Regions from separate parts of the Homo sapiens genome. Here region 2 is linked to region 1. Evidence: chromatin loops called from intact Hi-C (ENCODE). Cell type or tissue: left lung. All regions are shown on one strand. Each heading gives the region's core, and the rest is flanking DNA. Links, peaks and the distances in the headings are about the cores only.

Region 1 (12,646 bases), core at 2,736-7,735:
AGGTGGTTGCAATTGTATGTCTGTCATCTTGATGTGGAGGGCTAAAAGGCTGACTCAGCTGGGACAACCATAGCACCTACACATGACCGTTGCAACATGGCGGTCTCAAAGGAACCAGACTCTTTTCTGTCAATCCTGGATCCCCAAAGTGTCCCAAGAGGCCATGGAAGCCTCAGAAGCCCTTGAATGTAACTTTCGGAACATTCTGTTGGTAAAGCAAATCGCTAAGTCTGGCCAGGATTCAAAGGGAGGAGAATTAGACTAGAAACACACAACCTTGCCTTCCCAATTTAGACTACTGACCTCCACAGCTGTAGAAGAATAAATTTGTGTTGTTTTAAGGCATTAAATGTTTGGCAGTCTGCTACAGCCAAGACACACAAAAAACACATTTGCTTTGTTTTTATTATGCGTGTGTGTGTTTATTTAAGCATGAGGTACTGACTGCATGATTATAGCTTTAAAATACAAAGAAATTGCAGTCAAAAGATGCTTGGGGAAAAAAAAGTCTTCTTGCTAGAAAAGGGACAAAGTTCTAAATGTGTAAGTACAAGTATCTGTTATCCCTGTTTTTATCCTGTCTTGGTTCTGAAAGACTCTGATCATTAAATTTGAGGGTACCTTTTTACCTTTTGAATTAATGTTCATTCAAAACAAAATACAAACAAACAAAGTTCTAGGCATCCAAGCATACTTCAATAAGCTAATGTGCTTCTATCATTTTTAGTTGATTTATCATATCCTTGAGTTTTGGAGTTCTGCTATATAACATACAGTTACAAGTTATAGCTTTATATATGGGATATTTAAAAAACAAAAACATCTACAACTGTTAAATAATTATCCATCATAAATCCATAAAAATATATTTGATCACAGTTATAGAGGACTCATGGAGAAAAAAGGTTCTTTTGAATCAGGAGACTGAGGTTTGTACTCCATGACGCCATTTTTTTCCAGTGGCCTCTAATCCTTCAAATATTTTGTGGGAAACCAAATGCCAGCTTTTACCAAAAACAGGATAAGGTGAAAGATGGCTGGGACTGGGGACCTCTAAAGCTTATCTTACAGTTGCTCAAATTGCATCAGTCTCTTTACTTCTTTTAGTTTAAATGTTCACCCTTGCTAAATTTTATTTCTGCATTAAGTGCTATCATTTTACTATCTTGTCCTTTGTGAATATATGCAGTTACTCTGTAAGGCCTCATTCTTTAGCTATTGCCTGTATGTTCAATAAAAGAACCTCTACAGATGTTCATATGAGAGAACAGCGTCTGGAAGCCTGGCCAGGGGCCAGCCAGGTAGATTAGGCTTGCTTGGGTGTTCCAGAAATAAAGTTATTATTTCCACAGCCTATAACGAGAGTTCAATTTTATTTCTTTTGAATTGGACTCCTTAATCTCTTAGCTTGCTTGTCTTGTGGGAAATGCATTAGGATTTCTGACTAGGGCCCATGGTTATTCACTTTATTTTTGGCCTTTCTAAAACCCAGATTAGTAACCCTGAAATTATAGAAATATAATCATGGAATGAGTATGCTTTAAAGTTTTTTAATACCCAAATACTTATAAAGTCTTAAACACTTAAGAAAAATATTTAAGTCTACCAAAGGAAGATAGTGCTTGAGTGGAAATCCAAGTTCCTTACAGCTTTATACATTCAGCCTTGCTGGCTATCCTGTCTCCATTGTGAACTTCCAAGACTTTTCGGGAAACTAAGTGTCTTCTGGGGACATTTCTGCGGCATTGGTTCCTGGTGGTTGGAAATGTGCACATTCTTTATTATTTAGATATTGAGATTCATGGTTCAGCTTGTGTTGTAGAATAAAGTGATAAATGGCATATCACACCTTGTCATCATGAACTCTGAAAAATATTTTAGAAGTTTTTCCTTTCCGAAGAGTTCCTATAATACATTTCTATGGCCTGGAAATATTTTCTGTTGATGTAAAGTCACTGTGTATGGAAGGTTCTCTGTGTGGGTATCTTTACTATACAAGGGACAGACTTCCGAGATCTCAGCCTGTGAATTAGTCACACCTTTGCTTGTGTGTGGTGGAGCTTTTAGTTCAGGCTGATTTCTGGAAAAGGACCACCCAGCCTTGGCATTTGACCTAACAAGTTGCTACCTATTCCAAAAAGAAAATTCATTAATACCTTAATGAATGAGAGTTGTCTGCATTACTAGAGTATATGTCAGCTATGGAACCTTTGACTAATATGACTCTTACAGACTCAGTCTGATTCCACCAGTAATTTGATAAAGAGCTGTAGCCAGTTGGCACCAGACCAGCTGTCAGTATGGCCCCCAGCACACCAGCTCAATGCTACTTTGTGTGGTGTTGCTCCGTTCTGTTAAGCAGATGTTATGATTTAGGCCAGACGTCCTGCGTTTCATTAGGAAGAAAAATAGTCACCTATTTATCTCATTCATTCAGTCTTCAATGGACCAATCAACGGACTGAACATGTGTGGTCTGTAAACTCTGATTCCAGCTTTAGCCATTACTTATAGCAAATACTTTAGAATGCCACTACCTCCAACTTTCTTAAAATACTCTCTTCTATGCAGCAGGTTTCCCTGGTTCTTTGCTCTTTATATTTACAGATTAGTGACTTTAAATCACAATCAAAAGAGATACTTGCTCAACATGCAGTGGTTTTCAGATATTCTTTTCCTGAACCAATGTTTTTCCTCTTGAAATAACATTATATTTATAATTCAGAAGCTTAGTTTCATATTTAGTAAAGAACTCTAGGTGCGGTTAAGCCAATTTTCTCATAGTGGTTTCCTATCAATTACAAACTGATGTTAGGAGTGTATATATGTACACAATGGTAATAGAAGCAGACTGCTATTTCATGAGAGGCAGAAAATGAGATTTAGTAGGCCCTGTCTGTAGAATTTTCATACTTGAGGTTGGCCATAAACGTCAGCTAGGTTTTTGGGTAAATACATTGACAGGTTTATGCAAACATCCATATACTTATTCAGAATCTTCTGCATCCTACGCAATGTGTGTACTCCACTGGGTTACAGAGATTAACAAGTGACACATTCCTTCAGTTATCACCTGCTTTGCATGTTGTGCTTCAGGATAAATAGACTCTACTGATGTCTCCTTGTTCACTGTATTTCCCTACGCTGTCTTCTCTTTCCAGTGAGATTCTTTGTGGTATGTTCAGTCTTTTTGTACTAGCCAGTATCTTTGATCAAATGAAGTAAGCCTTCCTTTTCATCCATAATGATTATAACAAACAATTACTCTAATGCTTATTGGTTATAATTTTTTTTATTTCTACTTTTTAAGTAGAGTGCAGTGGAAAGAGACAAAAGAGAGATCAGCTTTTTTTCCCCCTTTTCTTTCTTCCGTTAAGTAACTCCATTCCTTTCTTCTACTCCCTAGTTAATATGAATTGTTTATTTCATTTCTTTCCTCACTCCTCCGAAGTCAGAAGTGATAGTGGGTGATGTAGTGTGGTATGGAATAGACAGTGGATTCACACTGAGACAGAGCAATTTTTAGTCTCTTTTGTTTTGTATGTCTTCAATTAGACTGAACATTATGATCACTTCAGTAAAACTGTATCAAAGAAAATAAGTATATTAAAATTTATGTGCCAATATTTTGTTGGAGGGATTATAGCAAATTAACAAAGTTTGAAATATATTTCATACTTTTTCATGTTTATTTGCTTTATAATATTTTAGTTTTCTTCTATAGACTTAAGTAGGAATGGCGGCTTTATTTCTTCAATGTATGATGGTTTTTCTGGGGAAAGGAAAGAGCCTTTGGCAATGGCAAATAACCTGTAATTTATGTAATTATTAATAGCTTGGACAATATTATTTTCAGTCCATCTCAATTAAACTTTGCTTTGTGATCTGTAGTGTGTTATACATTTAATTATTTTTTATTTTAAATGTGCTAAGTCACACAGATGAAAATTACAACACAGGTAAATTAGAATAGTTTTTAAATGTCATAAATAAGAGCAAAGCATTCAAACTCTCCAAGATGTCCAATATTAAAATAAGTGTACCATCTACATGAAAAGTAAATTAAAAATATTCTAGCATTAAGTATTATCAGTGTTTGCTAATGATATGGTTTGTAAGAGCTAAATAAACAAATATATAGTGAAAATTATTCTCCTTTCATTTATGCTATGAAGATTTGTTGCATTTAAGTTTTGTAAAAATATAATAATACTTTATTGAGTTTAGTTTAAGTGCCTAAGGGTAGGATAATGTTCAACGGGTTCTATGATTATCAAACCCAGAAGGACCCAATCTTTTAATATGATTGTTTGAAATTTTCTGATGAATCCTTTGGATTAAATTCAGAATAAAATACCATTTTTTATATTCTGTTTAAATTCTGAGATTGAATTGCAATAGTAGAATTGGTTTTAATAGCCAAATAGTGGAATTTCATATGAAGTTATTACATTGTTTTCCTCATTGTGTCTTTTTAGAGATTACATATTTTATTGATTTCACCTTTCTTAATTATGCTGTAAATGTGTTAAATTATTAGTATGCCCTGAACATATTTTATTGATATGTATTTCTGTCCCAAAAATTATCTCATTTTGAGTGATTTGTTTTTTTTTAAAAAAATTATTTCTTCTTTTTAAAAAAGGCCTTTAGTGAATTTGAGATTGAGCAGCATCAAGAATGTGCTTATGACCACTTAGAAGTATTTGATGGAGAAACAGAAAAGTCACCGATTCTTGGACGACTGTGTGGCAACAAGATACCAGATCCCCTTGTGGCTACTGGAAATAAAATGTTTGTTCGGTTTGTTTCTGATGCATCTGTTCAAAGAAAAGGCTTTCAAGCTACACATTCTACAGGTCAGCAAATTCAAGTCATGCTTCTCTTTTTTGACTGAGATCCAGGTTTTTCTTCTGGTGAATTTGGTTCAATAATAGGATTGTAAATAAATCTCCAAGCATAGCAGATAAAATTTCACTGAAGCACTTTGTGAAATATTTGCAGAACCATACAGCATCCTACCTAAAGATCTTTGCAGTTGTTGAGTTTTAGGAAAACCCTAGTTTCTGTCTGATTTGTGATCAGTGCAGTTTGTTTAAGTAGAACAGTGCAGTTTGTTTAAGTAGAACTGTACCTAAATATTTATACAATGTATTTCATATTAACATTAGCAGTTTGATTTACATGTTATATTTAACAGATAGAAATCTATGGCTTGTTATTAAAAATGTGTGTTTTATCTAATAACCTATCTGATTAGCTAGATTTTACATTAATATATTTTTATAAATAAGTTTAAGACTGATCTATTTGACAGAGCCTCTATTTTTCCTTTGTTTATTTGGTATGCAACATGATCTTTTGCCTAATCCTACTCTCTAATTTACTCTTACAGATTTCGACTAACTGCTCTGGAAATCTTAAAGAAATAGAATTTAATTTAGAAAAATATGAAAAATTTTAGACAAAAATATAGAGTAACATTACTTATAGTTTGGAGACAGTTTAGTTATATGTTCCATAAAATATCTAGAGAATGTGCCCTTTTCATTCAGTTAAGACAGTATATCAGTTAAATGTATATTAGCTAGTCATTTAGCTTATACTGACACCTAGTGGCATTGCTGATGCATAAACGATTGATACACGGGAGAAATTTGCCTTGGTGGAAAACACAGTATAAAAACAATACAAATTCATCCATGAAATAATTTTAGTGAAATTTTGTCATGAATTTCTGCAGATTGTTTTTATTCTTTCACTTGATTTTGTAATTCATAATTTTAACTATTCCATTATCCAACATTATTTTTCATTCTAGTATATTTTATTATGAGCATTAGATTTATATTGAAGTCTGTGATAAAGATATTGTCAGGATACTAATCTGATTAATAATAGTAATCATTGGTCTTCTATCAATAATGCAAATTAATTGCTTCTTATGATTAATATAAATATAAATATTATGGCATGAGGAAAATCTTACATGGACCAGAGAAATGTCAGGCTAATGAGAGATTTTCCACACATTTGACATTTACTCTTTGAATATTTTTCTTATAACTTGTCACCTAATGAAGGGGTGGAAAAATAAAATCCTATTACTTAATCAATATTTCACTGATAGCGCAGAGTTCATCAGATTTTAGAAAATATCGTCATCATAGGTTCCAAGAAGGTAGTGTGAAAATATACTGTCAAAACTGTTTAAATAGCTGATGATATAGTATTTTAAGATTATGTATTTTTTCTTAGTTTTATAAAAACTTACTTTTATACTGTCTCTTTTTACCCCTTGTAAGTGGGATAACTGAGGTTCCATTATGTCCCAGTGTGTTGGTACATCTGGGTTCCTGCTACAAGTGAACCCTTAACTAGCAGGAAACTTTTGAAAAGATCATTTCTTCAGATCTCAGTTTTCTCATCTGTAAAATAATACTCCCAAGGTTACTTACAGCAGTAAAACTCCATAACTCCCTAATTTGCATGACTTCTGCCCGTGCACGCCATTTGCGGTGTTTGCATTATGATTAACATTCCATTGAGATGATCTAATTTTATCTTAATAGAGGTCATGTGAAGGGGTGGCCTGCCTCTCCACACCTGTGGGTATTTCTCATCAGGTGGGACGAGAGACTGAGAAAAGAAATAAGACACGGAGACAAAGTATAGAGAAATAATAGTGGGCCCAGGAGACCGGCACTTAGCACACCAAGGACCTGCACTGGCACTGGTCTCTGAGTTCTCTCAGTTTTTATTGATTATTATTTTCACTATCTCAGCAAGAGGAATGCGCTAGGAGAGCAGGGTGATAATAGGGAGAAGGTCAGCAAGAAAACTTGTGAGCAAAGGAATCTGTGTCACAATTAAGTTCAAGGGGAGGTACTATGCCTGGATGTGCACATAGGCCAGATTTATGTTTCTCTCCGCCCAAACATCTCAGTGGAGTAAAGAATAACAAAGCAGCATTGCTGCCAACATGTCTCGCCTCCTGCCATAGGGCGGTTTTTCTCTTATTTCAGAATTGAACAAATGTACAATCGGGTTTTATATCAAGACATTCAGTTCCCAGGGGCAGGCAGGAGACAGTGGCTTTCCTCTATCTGAACTGCAAGAGGCTTTCCTCTTTTACTAATCCACCTCAGCACAGACCCTTTACAGGTGTCGGGCTGGGGGACGGTCAGGCCTTTCTCATCCCACGATGCCATATTTCAGACTATCACATGGGGAGAAACCTTGGACAATACCCGGCTTTCCAAGGCAGAGGTCCCTGCGGCTTTCCGCAGTGCATTGTGCCCCTGGTTTATCGAGACTAGAGAATGGCGATGACTTTTACCAAGCATACTGCTTGTAAACATTTTGTTAACAAGGCACGTCCTGCACAGCCCTAGATCCCTTAAACCTTGATTCCATACAACATATGTTTTTGTGAGCTCAAAGATGGGGCAAAGTGGCTGGGGCAAAGTGGCTGGGGCAAAGTTACAAATTAACAGCATCTCAGCAAAGCAATTGTTCAAGGTACAGGTCAAAATGGAATTTCTTATGTCTTCCCTTTCTACATAGACACAGTAATAGTCTGATCTCTCTTTCTTTTCCCTACAGTCATGTATTGTGATCCAATGGTAGAGAATGCACTGGGCATTTTAGGCATACACACATAGTTTACATAGATATTTGAATCCTCAAAAGAACTGTATGACATAGATATTATCCTCATTTTGCAGACAAAGACAGTGAAAATCTGGGTGATTAATTTGCAGTTTCTAAAATAGTGTCAAAGCCTGGATTTTATTCTAATTCTGATTGTCTCCAAAGATAGTGTACTTGCTACTATAGTAATACTTTCTCATGTAAAACTTTTGGATTAGGAAGAAAATGAATATAAAACTGTCATTCTTATTAGGTGAAGATTGAATTCTTCTTTATAGAAATATTAAGTAAATCTTTTCAAAATATATAAGTGACTAGGCTCATTTTATTTCCCTGTTTCATTCACAGCCATTCAGATACCCACGTGAGGAACCCCAATCACAATTTGTTAGGCAAAACGGGCCATGGATATTCTTTAAGCCTGCCCTGTCATTTCAGAAATGAGAAATTTGAGGCTAAAACATTTAATGGTAACTGAAATAGCACAAGAAGTTAATAACAGTTGAAATTAGAGTCCTGGCTTCGCAATTCCTGTTCCTTTATTATTCTGAGAATTTTTTATGTTACTTGTTTGTTTTTTCAGCTAGGTTGGAATTTTTCTGGTAGACTTCTTTTTTCTGTTACTTTCTAGTAGTCATACATGCTGAAATACTCTTACTTATGTCTGCTTTTATTTCTCCTCAAAATCTCTTTAACAGGTTCATTTATTCTACTCTTTCATCAAATATTTATTTTGCATCTGCTTTGGACAATGTAAATGTGTGGGAATTTTTAAGACAATAGAAGGGAATCCTGCCTATTGACAGCTTACAGTCTGATAAGTTAAACTTATGATTTTCAATTTATCTTTCAATTTCTGCTGACAAGACAGCCAAGTCCAGTACCGTATCTGTCAGCATTTGCTACGTGTATAAAGCATTTATTCATTATTTACTGTCTTCTAGAATATGGACGGCTATTTTTGATGGATCCTTAAGTATACAGTTTAATTTGCTTAGGTAAATTTATATTTCTGTATACAATTTTAATTTTATGCACAAGAAAAATTTCAAACACTATGAATTTTTGAACTAGGTGATTAGAAATGTTGTAATGTGTAATGATGGCTGCTTTTCTTTACAAGTCAAAAAAAAGTCCACGGAAAATGGACTTAATTGGAAAGAGTTCTTTTTTCCTCTGATAGTTTGCTCAAATTCTAATTCCAAATTTATTTTAATAGGTAACAAACAGTATTACTCCAGTCTTAAATAAGTTAATTAAAGGAAACAAATCTTTAGTAAAGAAAAAAATCCTGTGTCTTTTCTAAGAGGATATGGCTACAAAACAGAAAAACAGGAGAAACATGGAGAGAAAATAATTTTTAAAATCAAAGCATTTTCTCTTGGGACTTCTTTTCTGTAACATAAAACATCATGCTCTTTGTCAATGACATTCAAAAATAATATATTATTAAACTCTTTGGAAAGGAAATTATTTGATCTAAATCAATTAAATTGGAATGTTCACTAAAAGCATTTATAGGTCAAATTACAAGGTATCTCCTGGAGTTTAATACTTTACCAGGAAATAAACAAACCTGTCTTTCCAAATTAAAATGAAGTTCACCCTAGGCTTCTCTTCCCTTCTTGTTACCTTTCTTATTCAGCTTCATTTTCCATTTCTCAGAATTCTGTAAGAACCGCTTTGGCAGCTGTTCTTTAGTTGCTGTAAAAATGCTATTGCCAACATACTAAATAACTGGTTTTATATTTTTCTGACTTGGTAAATGAATAGGTAGATTTGATGAAATCTGTGATGAAAATGTGTTCACCGTATTTAAAAAGCATCTTTTAAAATGACCTATTACAATAAATGACCTATTGACCATTGCTTGAGTGGCCGGGAGGATTCTGGAAAACACTCAGAAGCAATTGCCCTCAGGCTGCCTATTTTATTCTGGAATTTCTCTCAGGGCATATTATAGGTTGGTGCAACAGTAATTACAGTTTAATAAAATCACACCTCTTTTGCATATAGCATTCAAATGTTCATTTCATTCTTTACAAATTCATCCTGTGGACTGAATTCTGTCATGGGTGTGTGTGTGTGTGTGTGTGTGTGTGTGTGTGTCACGGTTAGAAATTAATTCCAGATTTATTAGTTTGAGCGGTGATCCATAGGAATGAGGGTGTGCACTGCAACAGATAAACGAAAGCAGAAGCAAAACCGGGGGCGGGGGGAACTTCTTGTTGTCCCTAAATGCAATTTAAGGCATTTTTTTTAAATGTAGGCCATTTTTCTAGAAGTGTTTAATAAAGTTCCATAAAGACAACTTCCAGTGATTTTCAGATTCATAAAGCCTCTATGAACTCATTTTTCCTCTTCTGTTTAATTTCTTCAGTTCTTCCTTGATTTTTATTCCCAGCTGTGGCTGGCGAAGGGTTGCTTCTTCTGGATCCTGGTCTTTGTGGTGCTAACTTGTATCTGTGAGGCAGACACACAAAAGGCTGCCTGTACCAGATCTCCAGGTCCTCCCCTGCAGCTCTTCCTGGGCTGTGGAATAAAGTAATGCAAGTGCTGAAGCTATTTTAAAAAGCTGAAAGCAAAATATATCAGTCAATTCTCAAACTTGGAGAAGAGGTAGAATTTTTAAAAATCTGTAAATGAGATTACAGTGATTTACATATTTACATGTTGAATTCAGAAATATTTTTCACAAAATATTTTACTGGCCTTCAAAAATAGAATTTTTCCTTTCTAATAGAAGATTAATAGTGCTTTAAATTGTTGTTCAATTTTCCTGGTTTTTCATTTCATACCTGAGTGGATCGTAGAGTACAGATGATGGCATTTACATGTGCTCATAGGAAAATAATAACAATAATAATGGTAGCTTAAATTTATATGGGTTTTACTATGCCAGGCACCTTTCAAGCATTTTTCATATATGAACCTAAGCACTCTTCATCTGGACCCTATGATGTGAGTACTATGGATGATTCCCTTTTTAGAAAAGAAATTGTGGAAAAAAGTCCCCCAGCTGGTAAAGAACAGAGCCAGATTTGCACCTGGGCAATTTGACTGGGAGTTCCATCCCAAGAAGGGGCAAATAATTCTTGGAGTTACTGAGATAAGAAAACCACCGTAGTGGGAAAGGGAAGGTGCTTGGCTTCCAGTTTGTGGGACTTGGGAGATAAAATCCCAAGGCTAATTGGTATTCCAGCTTTCAGGAATATTTCCTCACATAAATACATTTGTAATAGTGGCACCTCTATCAGTAGGTTGTGTGAGATACTCATCTACCATTTGGAAGATGGAGGGACATTTACATTCACTGTGTAACACAGCCCAATGGGGAAGTCATTCTTGTGATTGGAACCCTAGCTGCAAGTTCCTTCATATGTTAGTCACACAAAGGTCTCTGAATTTGCTGTTGTTTATGACAATGCCCATAGATTTGCTTGGGCACACATGAATTCAGACATATGTGAAAGGGGTTCCATACCCGTAATTCAGAAATATTTTGTTATTTAAAAGTCAACAAACCACAATATGGGTAAACTATATTCAAATCTGAAAAGTCCAATTTAGAATTTCAGCTGCCTAACCATCTTCACTAAGGACTATCTGGTCACAGACTACCATCACAGTATTACAATCGTACTTGGCTATCCAGTGGTTTTGCTTCTCCAGATCTTACCACATTGGATTTCCCCTGGGATATTCCTCATTTTAGCAGTGAAACTCCTGCTTCCCGGAAACTCTTTCAATCCTTGACAAACAGGGACAGAAAGAAACTCTACTTTCTCCTGACACTTTTCATATCCCATTCTTTTATCTCCCTCCTAACCACCATGCTTGCTTGGATAGGTTGGTGGGGCATTGTAGGCTTTCTGCCTTTATTTAATCTCCAGTAATTAAAAAGTTATAGGGCTCTGGCCAGGTGTGGTGGCTCATGCATGTAATCCCAGCACTTTGGGAGGCTAAGGCAGGTGGATCACTTGAGGTCAGGAGTTCAAGACCAGCCTGGCCAACATGATGAAACCCTGTCTCTACTAAAAATACAAAACATTAGCCACATGTGGTAGTGAGCGCCTGTAGTGCCAGTTACTTGGGAGGGTGAGGCAGGAGAATTGCTTGAATCTGGGAGGCAGAGGTTGCAGAGACCTGAGATCACGCCACTGCACACCAGCCTGGGTGATAGAGCGAGAGTTCTTCTCAAAAAAAAAAAAAAAAAAAAAGCTTTGGGGCTCTGACTACAAAGTGTTCCTGAGAAGTGTGTTTGAAACCTTTTATTCTCTAAATTATACTAACTAAAAGGTTTTATGGACACTTATTTATTTCTTTGGTGTATTTACCTTGAGCAACAAAGTTCACTCAAAAATAACTGGTATAGCCTATGCTTATTAATTTATCTTTTTTAAAGGAGCTTTGAGGAACATTTACTATTTTTTCATGTAATAAACACAGGCTATTGTTGGATAGGTTGTAGAACTGCGAAGATAATTATAATTAATGATATATGTAGGTTTTTCCCCATCAAGTGAGATAAATATTTCTATCGAAGTAAAATACTACTATTGTATATATTCTATATAGAAAGTTCTATATAACACAAACACACGCAGAGGAGTTTTATATCTATTGTTGAATTTTAAGTTACTTCTTACTTCTTTGCATTTGGGGTTCTTAAATTGTTACGATTAAACTTGAGTTAATACTCTGGCATCTTCTTTATGAAAATAGTTATTTGAGACTAGAGACAGTATTAGGTAGAACAATTTTAAAAATTATTGAGTTACTAAGTGGTAGATTCTAAGTGATTTTCATGTTTTAAATTCTCAGACCTCACTAAAATTGGTACCATTATTTTCATCTGTATTTTACCCTTGAGAAAAATATGGCTCAAAGACATCACTTACCCAGAGTCACAGAGCCAGCAGGCACTGGGACTGAGATTCCAACCCAGGTCGTCCATGTCTGGGGCCTGGGTGGACACCCATGACACTATCTGA
Region 2 (12,646 bases), core at 3,139-8,138, 230 kb before region 1:
TAAGACACGCCACACAGTTTCATGGGAAGAAACAGTGCCCCTTTGCCAGAGCCCAGTTAGCAAATTAGTATTATAATTATTATCAGCCATCTTACAACATCCGGCAGCAATCGAGATATCATTTTTTTCTCCTAAAATGCAAGTTAAACGGTGTAATTACATATGGTTCTATGAATTATCTTTTACTGTCAACCTCGATCATCTCCAAACCTCAAGTTAAATAATTCAAGATTATAAGCTCAAGTAACATAATATATAAAAATTAATGTATTGCTAATTTTAAAGTAGTCCTGACAGAGAGGCTGATGTAAATGAGCTATTTTTACCATGCTTTTTGCCAACTGTACTGTCTGAAGATGCTGGCCAATGTTTGAAAGCTCTTTTAACTCAGAACTCCCTCAGATGTTCTTTTATGATAAGGAATAAAGGAGAAAGCAGAAAAGCTTTGTATCTGTGGTAATGAAAGAAGGTCAGAAGCTATAGCATGTAGATTTTTGGAAAAGAGTCAGAACTTTTTAGAGAGAAAAGATAAAGATTATTAGCAACACTGACCTTGCAATCCACTGTAATCATTCCTAGGCTAAACTGAAGCTTTTGTGGAACAAATAACATGTTGACCCCCAAAATAACCTCATTATGACTATGAACAATAGTAAAGTACATAGGCAGAAGCCACAAGAGGCTTTGTTTTAAATTATAGCAGCAACATCAGACTCACATAAACTCTAAGCAGAACCTCCTCCATGTTTTACCTTTTTTGAACATAGGAGGATTGCATATACTGTACTTTTCTTGTTTGCATTATCACTATACTGATCATATATTATCATCTTTTGATAGTGACAGGGATGCTATTATTATTATGCAGGAAGAGGAAGAAACCGAGACTGTCCACGGGAAGTGAGACTACATAGTCATCCTAGAAATATATTCATGATGAAGAAAAGATGTTATTAAGCATATGTGCCCTCTGGGATTTGAATAGTGGGTTCTAGTTTGTGACACAATCTAACAATAAATAAGTTCAACTGGCAAATTTGATTAACATAGAGATTTGTTGCCAGGAAAAAAAAAGTGATCTATTTTCACCCAAGTTTCAGCCACAATGTTTTAAAAGTTATGTTCAACGGACAGTGATAATATGATCTAACAAGTATCAGAAATGGAGTCTCCTGTATGAATTGCAAGTGTAATAAAACAAGTTGGTGTAAATATAGGTCTATCAGTAGAAATCTCCTCGGGTGCAGTTTTTGTTTTTAAAGACCTGCAGAACATTGTGGGAATTCCAATAAAATATATGTATGGATCCCCACACAGAAATTCCAGTATGTTTCTGTTTTGTAGAAGGATATTTAACAATCAGTCTAGAGAATTCAGTAGTCATAATTAATACTATTGACAAATCATTTAGGAAAAAGGAAATTTCTGTCAAAAATAGTATCAAAATACACATGAACACCAAAGATTAGGCCCAATTTAGTTATTCCTTCAATTGCTACCTTAATTTTTAAGGCTGCTTTTATGTGAAACTGTGGTATTTCACTAAAATATTCCAAAGTTCGTTTATTCTATCTAAAGGGCAACTAGTAAATACATACATCTACTTTGAGTTTTAATTGAATAAATTATTTAAAACACCTAAACCCGTCATATCTAGTGGTACAATCTGACTCTGTTTAGACATTCCAAGTCTAAAACTGATCGATAGGTTTCTGGGATCAATGAAAAGAATACTGAAATAACAACCAGGAGGCCTAGCTGGATGGAACTAGTCTTGTGAAACTGTGGGTGAATGGTTAAGTCTCTTTGAGAGTTAGTTTTCTAACCTATAAGGAGGAAAGTACTGGATTAGATTGTCCCTTAGGTCCTTTCCAGCTCTGACATTGTATACTTTCTGTCCCAGTGATTCAAACAACCAAAACTGTTTTACTGTTATCTGACCATTAGACTCTAGAAGATGATCCTCTTATCTTGTAAGCATTTATGAGTCAGAAAATGGCTCTCATGAAAATGCATCAAAAGTTAATTGTATTTAAATGAATACTAGAAAAAAAAGTTTTTTGTTTTGGATTTCCAACCTAGAATGATAATACCTTTCTAAAAGTTTCCCTCCAAATACCTTCATGTTGGCAATCAGCTGCTCTGAGTGGCATTATCTAAATACTGTGTTTCCGTATGTCACATTTTTTAATTTCACTTTTATATGAGAAAATAATCAAATTTGGTTCATAAGGATTCAATTTCTGGAGAAATTTGGCGGAAATTTCTATTTTTTTTTTCTTTGCAGAAGCATCTCTGCCAGCTACAAGTGAGAGTCCATATGTTGTGTGGTATATAAAGAGAAACTGCTCCTGATTTCTTTCACACCTGAACTACTCTATTGCAGATGTTCCAAAGAATGTCTACCTCAGAAGGAGCTGCAAAATAGATTATAAAATTATCCTGGCATAATTTACTGAAGGAAAAATGGATAGTATTTACTAACATTTTCTCACACCATTACATAGAAGAAGGCAGCTAGTAACTTTGCTAGATACTAGAGTACCATTTAAAGAAACTGGGTGAACAGAAAGGCTTATTGTCCCTTACTAAAAATGATTTCCACACTGAATAGTTACACCTGGCTATGTGCTTTCTGAGACCTTGATTTTTCTCTGTTACATTTTTAATTACAGTAGTCGTTTACAATTTATAATATGCAATCATTTACAATTATAAATACCTGTAATCTTAGTTTTGCAAGTTGGGTTTCTTGTAAGCATTGTGCCTCCATAGTAATTCCAACATGCTTGTATTATCCACCATCCTGTAGAGAATGAGAGCCATAGCTGGGCGCAGCAGCTCATGCCTGTAATCCTAGCACTTTGGGAGGCGGAGGCAGGCAGATCACAGAGTCAGGAGTTCGAGACCAGCCTGGCCAACATAGTGAAACCTCGTCTCTACTAAAAATACAAAAAAAAAAAAAAATTAGCCAGGCATGGCAGCATGTGCCTGTAATCCCAGCTACTTGGAAGACTGAGGCAGGAGAGTCGCTTGAATCTGGGAAGCAGAGGTTTCAGTGAGCGAGCTGAGATCGCGCCATTGCACTCCAGCCTGGGTGACAGAGCCAGACTCCATCTCAAAAAAAAAAAAAAAAAAATGAGAATGAGAGCCATGTACACAATGAATACAGGTCTCATGACAGAGGCTGTCCATAGCAGGACTGCTTGCAGGTGCAAGTTCGTATGCACAAAGCATTCAGATTCTACTACTTTAGGATTTCATTCATCTCTAAGTCTCTGAATCAGAAAATTGCCCCAAGAATAGATACCCTCCTAGTGTGAACATAAATTTGTATATGTCTTTCCTTCTTAAATAGGCACTCCCTAGATTGAATCCTAATAACTTTATCCAATAAAAAGTCTGTGTATAATTAGTTCAAACTGTGAAAACAGTGATGTGGTGGTGTCTGCAATCTAAATCACTCCATAGAATGCTATGTTAACTGTTCTCCCGACAATAAATAATGAATGTCGTTTCTAAATATGCCAAATAGAATTAGGTTCTATGTATGCTGTATTGTATATTTTCAAAGCATCTTATTTTAATATCCAGAGAATGCCACGTAAAACCTTGAAAGTACTTATCCATGCCTAAAGAAAGACAATAAATATCCATTTTTTTCCAAGCTGATTAATCATTCAGTCACATTTGTGATTAAGAAATACAGAATAATCCAGGAGATGTCTTAGAGACTTAGAGAGGCCCTTCTGGTGTTTAACTAGAATTTAACATGAAAGTTACATCCTATGACATGATGAAAACACAGTTCTGTGCATAAGACTATTACAAAGCAATGCTGACACCTACAGAGAATGTATGCAAATATCCAAGTTTAATTGGTATATGCTTTACTGACTGGCATTAATACTTTGAATTACAACTACCTCAATATATAAAAACAAGACAAATTAAGTTTGATGTGGTACATTTAAAATGACATTTAATTTGTAATGAAAATGCTCATTTTGTTATCCTTTCAATAAACTTCACATTGTAACATTATTGTTTGACTGTCAATATTTTAATAGTCAAGGGTGGGGCCTACCTGAACAACTCCATTGCTGTGGACCCATCTGCTGATGCAAACTGATGGTATATGTAAAAGAGATAATGAGAAACAAATATGTTTTTTCCTTTCTCTCCTACATTTGTGTAGTATTTCTAGCGAAGGAGAGTTATTGTCTTCTCACTGGGAGAACTAAGATAGAATTTTCCAGAATAAGTAACTGGAGGCCAAGGAGAAGCACAAACTACCCTTCTCCAACGTTTCCTCTACTGCCTCTTAATTCAGTATTGTAATAGAACTAGTCTTGAGAAACTTAAGGCAGAACATGAATTTGGTCCGAAGAATACTTTTTTGTGTGTAAGCAAAACTCACTACCCTTTTAATAAGCATTAACTAAAGGAAGGCAAAAATCATATCTTTATTATTTATTGAGTGCCTCGTAATCACATGAAGAAATTAGGCTGTGACAATGATGAAAAATCAGAGTCCACAGATTGTAATTTAAAGCTAAATATGCTACCAGCAATTCTGTTAGAAAATATCCCACTTATTTGCAATAAAAATGCCTAAGAATAACTTTAATCAAGAAAGTTCAGTGACTCTGTGAAAAAAAGTATGAAATTTTGCTGAGAGACAATAAAGCTCACTTAAATGAATACAAGAAACATGTTCCTGAATAAAAATATTAGAATAGGGATGTTGATTATCTCCTAATTAACTGTAGTTTTATATAATTTAAAAAAAAAAACTCCATGGATGCTTCAATAGCTTAAACTTGTTAGAAGTTCAGGGAAAAACAGCTAAATGCATTTTTAACAAGAAGATTAAAGAGAGAATAGTGCTAGCAAATAACTGTATACTGAATAAAATGTATGTTCTATAATATATATGATATACCAGTGGTCCCCAACCTTTTAGGCACCAGAGACAGGTTAATTTTTCCACAGACGGGGTGGAGATGCTGGTTTCTGGATGAAACTGCTCCACCTAAGATCATCAGGCATTAGTTAGAGTCTCATAAGGAGTGTGCAACCTAGATTCCTCACATGTGCAGTTTGCAAAATAGGGTTCGTATCCCTGTGAGAATCGAATACCCCTGCTGATTTGACAGGAGGAGCTCAAGCAGTAATGCTCACTTTTCTCCCCTCACCTCCTGCTGTGCAGCCAGGTTCCTAACAGGTCACAGACAGGTACTGGTCCACAGCTAGGGGTTTGGGGACCCTATATATATTTTATATATATATATATTTATATATATGTATATATAGTCCCCTATATATAAAAAAATAAATATAAATATAAAAAATGTGTGTGTGTGTGTGTTTTCAGATGGAGTCTCGCTCTCTCGCCCAGGCTGGAGTGCAATGGTGCGATCTCAGCTCACTGCCACCTCCACCTCCCGGGTTCAAGCAATTCTCCTGCCTCAGCCTCCCCAGTAGCTGGGAATACAGGTGCCCGCCACCACACCTGGCTAATTTTTGTATTTTTAGTAGAGACGGGGTTTCACCATGTTGGCCACGCTGGTCTGGAACTCCTGACCTCAGGTGATCTGCCTGCCTCGACCTCCCAAAGTGCTGGGATTACAGGTGTGAGCCACCACACCTGGCCCTATATACCATATTAAACATATATAATATGAAGCCAAAATGATTAGAACAATGTAGATCCAGAATTATATGGGCAGGTACTTCCAAAGAACAGGATCTATAGTTGAAAAGTAGACTTTAGTGTCACAAACTATAGTGAAAGGAAGAATATTTAATAAGAATGTGTTAGGAAAATTGATTTCCCAGTTTATTAAATTAGGAAAAACACAGAGAATGCAGAAAGCAAAGTGCACATAATATTTGAACTTTAGCAATGAACATTTTACTTTCATGAAGTAAAATGAAATCACAAAGTAAAGAGCAATTAAATTGAGATCACAAATGAAAATTTCTGTATGTCGCAAATATGTCACACAAATTAAAAAGAAAATAACAAACATGGGGAAAATACTTGCAGTGATTATGTAAGAAGTACAAATCCTTAAGGGAAATCCAAAAAATTCAATTGAAAACTAGTCAAAGATTATTAAAAAAAAGGTATTTCCAGGAGAACTAATACAAATGTTCAACCAATACAAGAAAACATTGAGCATGGTGGCAGGTGCCGGTAATTCCAGCTACTTGGGAGGCTGAGGCAGGAGAATCTGTTGAAACCAGAAGGCGGCGGTTGCGGTGAGCCGAGATTGCGTCACTGCACTCCAGGGTGAAAGAGTGAAACTCCATTTCAAAAAAATAAAATAAAATAAAATTTAAAAATAAAAGAAAACATCGTTCAACATTACTGTTTTTCCCAATATACAATTCTATTCCAGAAAACCTGTATCATTAGGTTCGGCAAACATTCACTATATTGTCACAAGCCCATCGTTATTTGCTCTCATGGGCTGTAACTCCTCCTTTTCTGTAATCTCAAATCCTCCTATTTTAAATCACATAAAATATCTTGTCCTATGTGGTGCCTTTTTCCAATCCTCACAGACAAATTTTTTTTTTACAAAACTTTCTTGTTTCCTATTATTACCTTTTTAATTAGATTTACCTCATACCAGCCTATATTTTGCTCCTATGCTAAATGTTTTACTTTGTTTCCTAATTGTAAGTCATTTTTAGCAAAATTGGCGACGTTTACATATCCCTGTCTTTAAAAGATGTGTCATGCCCAAAACAAAACAAAACAAAATGAAACAACAACAAAGCAAGACCAAAAGCAAGGGTGCTGACAGTTTGATTAATGTAAATAAAGACATTCACACATACAAATTCAGTTTTTTATGCTTCTGTAGGAAAAAACCTGTTCCATTCACATGCCCATGAGGCTTCTGCAAAAGCTGGTTGTATTTTGACTACAAAGAAAATGTGACTATATTCCAAACACACAAAAAATGTGCAAGGCTACCTTATTTGATTACACCACAAAAATATAATAAAATAAGAATTAATAATAAATTGGTAAAGAAAACTTAAAATTTTAAATGCAGTACTTGGAAGTTAAAAAAATAAGCTCTCTGGAAGATTAAAAAATAAATATTCTAAATAATTTTGGGTAAATAAAATAAAATTACAATAAAACTACATAGTATCAAAGATCATTGCAATGAGAAAACTAAGTTTTAAACCTCATGAAGTATTGCCTGAACTTTTTCCTAAAAAATACTTCATGTGGGCCGGGCGCGGTGGCTCATGCCTGTAATCCCAGCACTTTGGGAGGCCGAGGCGGGTGGATCAAGAGGTCAGGAGTTCAAGACCAGCCTGACCAACATAGTGAAACCCCGTCTCTACTAAAAAAATAAAAAAAATTTAGCCAGGATGGTGGCAGGCAACTATAGTCCCAGCTCGGGACCTATAGTCCCATTCTCCTGCCTCAGGAGGCTGAGGCAGGAGAATGGCGTGAACCCAGGAGGCAGAGGTTGCAGTGAGCCAAGTCCGCCACTGCACTCCAGCCTGGGCGACAGAGCGAGACTGTCTCAAAAAAACCCAAAAAACTTCATGTGGAAGATATAGTGGCTTAGCACACTGAGTATCTCTCAGCTTCCAGTTAGGGGGATTTTTCTGAATGACAGAAACTAGAAGGCTAAAATCTACTTTTCCATGACTTTGTTGCACCTAAATTTTTGGGTGTGAAATTGATTTGGCTAAGAGATATGTTCTTATGAGTTCCAGAACAACACTGCCCAATTGAAATATAGTGTGAGCCACCTATACAATTTTAAATCTTCTAGTGGTCACATTACAAAAGGCAAAAAGAAAACAGCCAAAATTAAAAATTAATTTTAAGAATGCATTTTATTTTACCCAATATATTTAATATTGAATACATTTCAAAATATTTTCATTTCATTATGTCATCAAGATTTAAAAATTGGAATATTTTACCTTCTTTCTTTCTTTTTCCCCATTATGTCTTTGAAATCTTGTGGTATTTTAAACTTAGAGCATGTCTCCATTTGGATTAGTCCTATTTCCAGTACTCAGTAGCCACATGTGATTAGTGGCTGCTGTGTTGGGCAGCAGAGGTCTAGAAGATGAAAGTCAAGGAGGCGTTTTCCTGGTGCTGAGGCAGTTTCTCAGGGTAGAAACTATTTCTGCAGCAGTTCTCTAGAGTTCCTTCAGAGGAAGATGTGATGGTAATAACATCTTCCTGATTTTCTGCATCAAAGCTAAAGGGGTGTGTTCTTGAAGTCAACCTTTCCAGTGATAGCTTAATTCTTCCTTCTCTGAGTCTATCCAATGGGTGCCTCCCTCGGCAGGCCAGGTTTGTGATCTTATTCTGGGGTCGTTCTTGAATTAGAATCAAGCCTGTTTCTCCAGGCCTTCCAAGATCTTTCTAAGCATACAATTCCATCAGATTTCCTTCTGCTTAAAATAGAACAGTTTTTGCTTCCTGCAACTGAACTCCAAATGTATACTACATCATCATAAATCTGCTCATTCCTGAAGAAATGGAAATAAATGAACTGGAGACTTAAGATGTTAACAATTTTCAATAAAATGAACATGAAATTAAAAAGAATTAACAAAGAAATAGATAAATTAACTAGAAAAAGAACATGTTTTGACTAGTTTAATAAAGTAAAATACGAAATTTATAAAACTGGGAACAAAAAAGGCATGAGATGTACCAAAACAGAGAAATGATAAAACACTGTACACATAAGTATTTACAAATTTGAAAACATTGACAAAACAAATGAAATGGGGTCCATACTTTTCTAAGAAAAATAAAATTTTCAAATTTGATTCAAGACATGGGGAAAACCTAAATATCCATGAAAGAACCAAGCATCTCAGATGACAAAGCATCATCTTTCTAAAAAAGAACTTCCACTGGTGGAAAAATCACTCTTCTTAATCCCTGTACAAAATGAAACAATCTGAAAAAATTAAAAAAATAGTCATCTGAGATAAGTCTTCAAATTGTTTAGATTCCATATTGCTAGCCCTAACTCTTAGTACACTTAGCACTCAGAAATATTTATCAAAGGTAGCAAATAAAACCATAATTTTAAGTGATAAAAAATATGATCCAAACAATCAAAAAAAGGCTGAATATTTTATTTTTCTTGTAGCAGTTTAACACTTATGAGCAAACACTCTTTGACAGGTTAATAGAAGCAAAATATTTTCTCCAACATTGCCAAATTGAGTGCACCTTTCAGTTTAGCTAATCAACAAAGTAGATGATAAAATTACTCTAGAAGGGAGATTGGATATCTAGCATTTGATTTATGTAGCATAATGTTTACAAACTATTCTTTAATTATGAAGGAAGTAATAGAGAGAGCCTATTCTACCTAGTGTTGTGTTCATGAAAGAACGAATTAAAACAGACATAGAAAACATCAAACTTAAAACATACTTTTCCTTTTACTCTTCATTTTATGGTGGTGAAGCCATTTTGGATTTCCATGGCAGTCAAATAATCAGCTAGTAGGTGACTATTTCTATGTTATAAAAGTGTACTTTTCTTTAGGTCAGAAACCATGTCCTTTTTATTTTATTCCTTGGAGTACACAGCAAAGTGCTGGTTGACTTGAGTTGGAAATAAAGTAAAACTGAATTTACTTCACAGTATTGGTTTACTTTATGGGTCAGTTTCTTCATAGAGCAGTAAAATAACTACAGGAACAAATTATGCCATATAATCTTTGAATAGCATTAAACTTGTTATCAATTTCTCTCTGCATCATAGAGAGCTTGCAAGTGACCAGTTCTGTTTCAGGCATAAGATGACTTAATAAACATGAGAAATAGAGAATATAATGCCATTGCTCAGTTGTCCCTCATCAATCATATAAAAGAAAGTATCTTTATCCATCTCCTTTTGCATGTGGAGACATAGCTAAGTAATGCTGCTCCCTATGGCAGGCTGCATTGAGTCTCAAATAGTTTCGAATATTCACATATATTATAAAGAACTTGTGATGAATGAAGACTCAGTCATCTAGCTCAGATCCTGACTCATAAACTTAAAGGAAAAAGTGGAGCCTAAAACCAAAGAACATGAAAATAGCTAAGATTTTTATTGGCTACCTGCCACTCTTGCAGATCTACAAGGTATTAACAGGATTTCAATCATTTTAGAAATGAGAGAGTTGAACAAGATCATTTTAATTGCTATGATTCTGATGATCCATGATAAAAAAATTATTAAAAGAGTCAAATAACTAATGTTTTTAAATTTAATACAACTTTTGATTCTATGTCCCCTCATCATATATATTGTAGTTTAGTTGAATTATATTGGGTGATTAATTGAAATTATTTTCAAAATTACTAATTACAAAATTGGAAACTAGCTCAGTACTGCCAAATATTATAAAGAAAACAAATGCAAACCTCTAGTGTTTCTTACAATATTCTTATTTAGTTTAAAAATGAATTTTAAAAAAGTTTAGAATGCTAGAGCCAAAAGAATATCTCTAGAACTATTTAAACTAAATTCCTTACCAAAAAAAAAAAACAAAAAAACTAAAAAAGAAAGGAAAGAAGGAAGGGAGGGAAAGATGAAGAAAGGGAGAAAGGGAGAAAAAAGAAGAAAGAAGAAAGACAATCAAAGCACGCAAGTCACAATATGGCCCAATTTAATCGATAAATTTTGTATTCTATTGATTGACTAAATGATAAAATATTTTGTCATTATATTGGTAGAGTTTATCTAATAGAATCTTTAGGACATAATGAGATCCCCATGCTCAAATCCCCTATACTGAAATCTAAGCAAAATTACATTTCCAGTAATAACTACATACCTACATACATACACGTATCTATTTTTACTTAGTTATATAATTATATCAGAACATTATAAATATATTGTGTCATATGTGTGAGTATAAAATATTACTGCTGTGTATAAATATCTATAGGAATGTTTCCCAAAAAGTAATCACTGGAACAGAAATTTTAAGAGATTGTCAAAAAGTTTGAGATAGTTAAATACATTTGATATATATAATACATATTAAATATAAAATATATATCCTATGTATATTAAATATATATAGCTTACAAATTTCCAGGACAAGGTTTATTTGACTAAGAAATCTTACCTTTTTTCTGGAAAAAATCTTTGAACTCATGTTTTTGGAACACTGTTAAATGTGATAGCACTAAAGAATAGGTATGAAGTGTTCCAGTTTTTCTAAGTGAAGATAACATTTATAATTTCCATAGCAACTGTAGTTCGGAAACATTGAAAAACTATTTTTAAGTGTTTAAGTGTAAAATCCATTTTCAATGAGTATTATTTATACCAAATGTCCTAGTGCACACAATGCATTAATATGTTCACTGTTATTAACAACAAAAAAGTGAAAATGCAGAAAGTTGAAAGTCTAGGTAAATTTGGGGAAAAATATATGATTAGTATCCAAGGTATATTTTCCACATTTATCTTACAGATTAAGTGAGGCTAAAATAAGGCTGAAAAGGATGAACAGAATTTACAGAGCATCAAAGAAGGCAGAAAGGTACTTGCTGCCACTTGTTTCATTCTCCCTCATTCTCCTTAGTCTCTATTTAGGTCCAAGTCATGTAGCATCTGCTATATAAATCCTTCCCTCATTTCCTAAAGTGAAAATGATCATTTTTCTTTCTTTCTTTGTTTTTTTCCTTTTTTTTTTTTTTTTTTTTTTTTTTGAGTTAGAGCTTCGCTCTTGTTGCCCAGGCTGGAGTGAAATGGTGCAATCTCGGCTCACCGCAACCTCCTCTTCCCGGGTTCAAGCGATTCTCCTGCCTCAACCTCCCGAGTAGCTGGGATTACAGGCATGTGCCACCATGCCCAGCTAATTTTGTACTTTTAGGAGAGACGGGGTTTCTCCATGTTGGTCAGGCTGGTTTCAAACTCCCAACCTCAGGTGATCCACCCGTCTCAACCTCCCAAAGTGCTGGGATTATGCCCGGCCGACAATGATCATTTTTCGTAGAACATATAGAATTCTTCGTTTGTTCCTCGTGTCAGGTATTTATCACATTCTGTGAAGTTATAACTGTTGTCCACCCATTAGATTGTATGTTCAGTTTGGGTGCTGGTCATGTGTTATTTATCTTTCTGTGCCTATATTTTATTGTTAATAAATACACGTTGCCTTTAAGCAACTAAGCATCTTTATAAAAGTTATAGCTATTGCAAGGAAACTTTTCAGAATGAGCAGTATATCAGGTACTCTGCTATACATGCTTTGGGAGTTAAAGTCAGGACAGTCTCATTTAACCTTATGTACTTATTTTGTATTGAAATCCGCTTGTTTTGTATCTTATTTTCAGTGAATAATACTATGCTTTTAGGATTAACCAAAAATATTGTATAATAGAACCATTCTAAAATTTGAGCATATAATTTGTAAAAATGTTTACTGAAAAACATATGTGAGATAACAGTCTACTTTTGCTTATTTGTAATATATAGTTGAGACACATTTTTTTTACCCTTAAGACTTACTTCATATTTTCATTGGACTTTTCACGCTTTTTTATTTTTACTAACTTTAGAGTAGTAATTGAAAGTACTGAAATAATGATTGAAGGTACTGAAATAGTAATTGAAGGACTG

The links. Hi-C counts contacts between places; a loop is a spot of excess contacts. Peaks named below come from ENCODE experiments on the same cell type or tissue, not always from the same donor. Only the 100,000 strongest peaks of a DNase experiment are listed, where the experiment ranks them.
Region 2: it touches region 1 in a loop (8-fold over the local background); 12 of 110 quality-filtered maps call a loop at or near these places.

What each region holds. Positions count from the first base shown.
Region 1 is chr4:166,086,484-166,099,129 of GRCh38, forward strand. It overlaps TLL1 (tolloid like 1), which reads left to right. Exons shown (of 21, transcript NM_012464.5): 19 at 4,645-4,858. Among named protein-coding and RNA genes, the nearest start is that of TLL1, 220 kb to the left of the region's middle. In left lung, for the core only: CTCF peaks have their summits at 5,631 (motif pointing left) and 5,832; no DNase peak of the experiment used is centred there.
Region 2 is chr4:165,851,567-165,864,212 of GRCh38, forward strand. LOC105377521 (a long non-coding RNA gene) reads right to left here and starts at 4,138. Exons shown (of 3, transcript XR_939420.1): 1 at 4,088-4,138; 2 at 2,723-2,806. In left lung, for the core only: no CTCF peak of the experiment used is centred there; no DNase peak of the experiment used is centred there.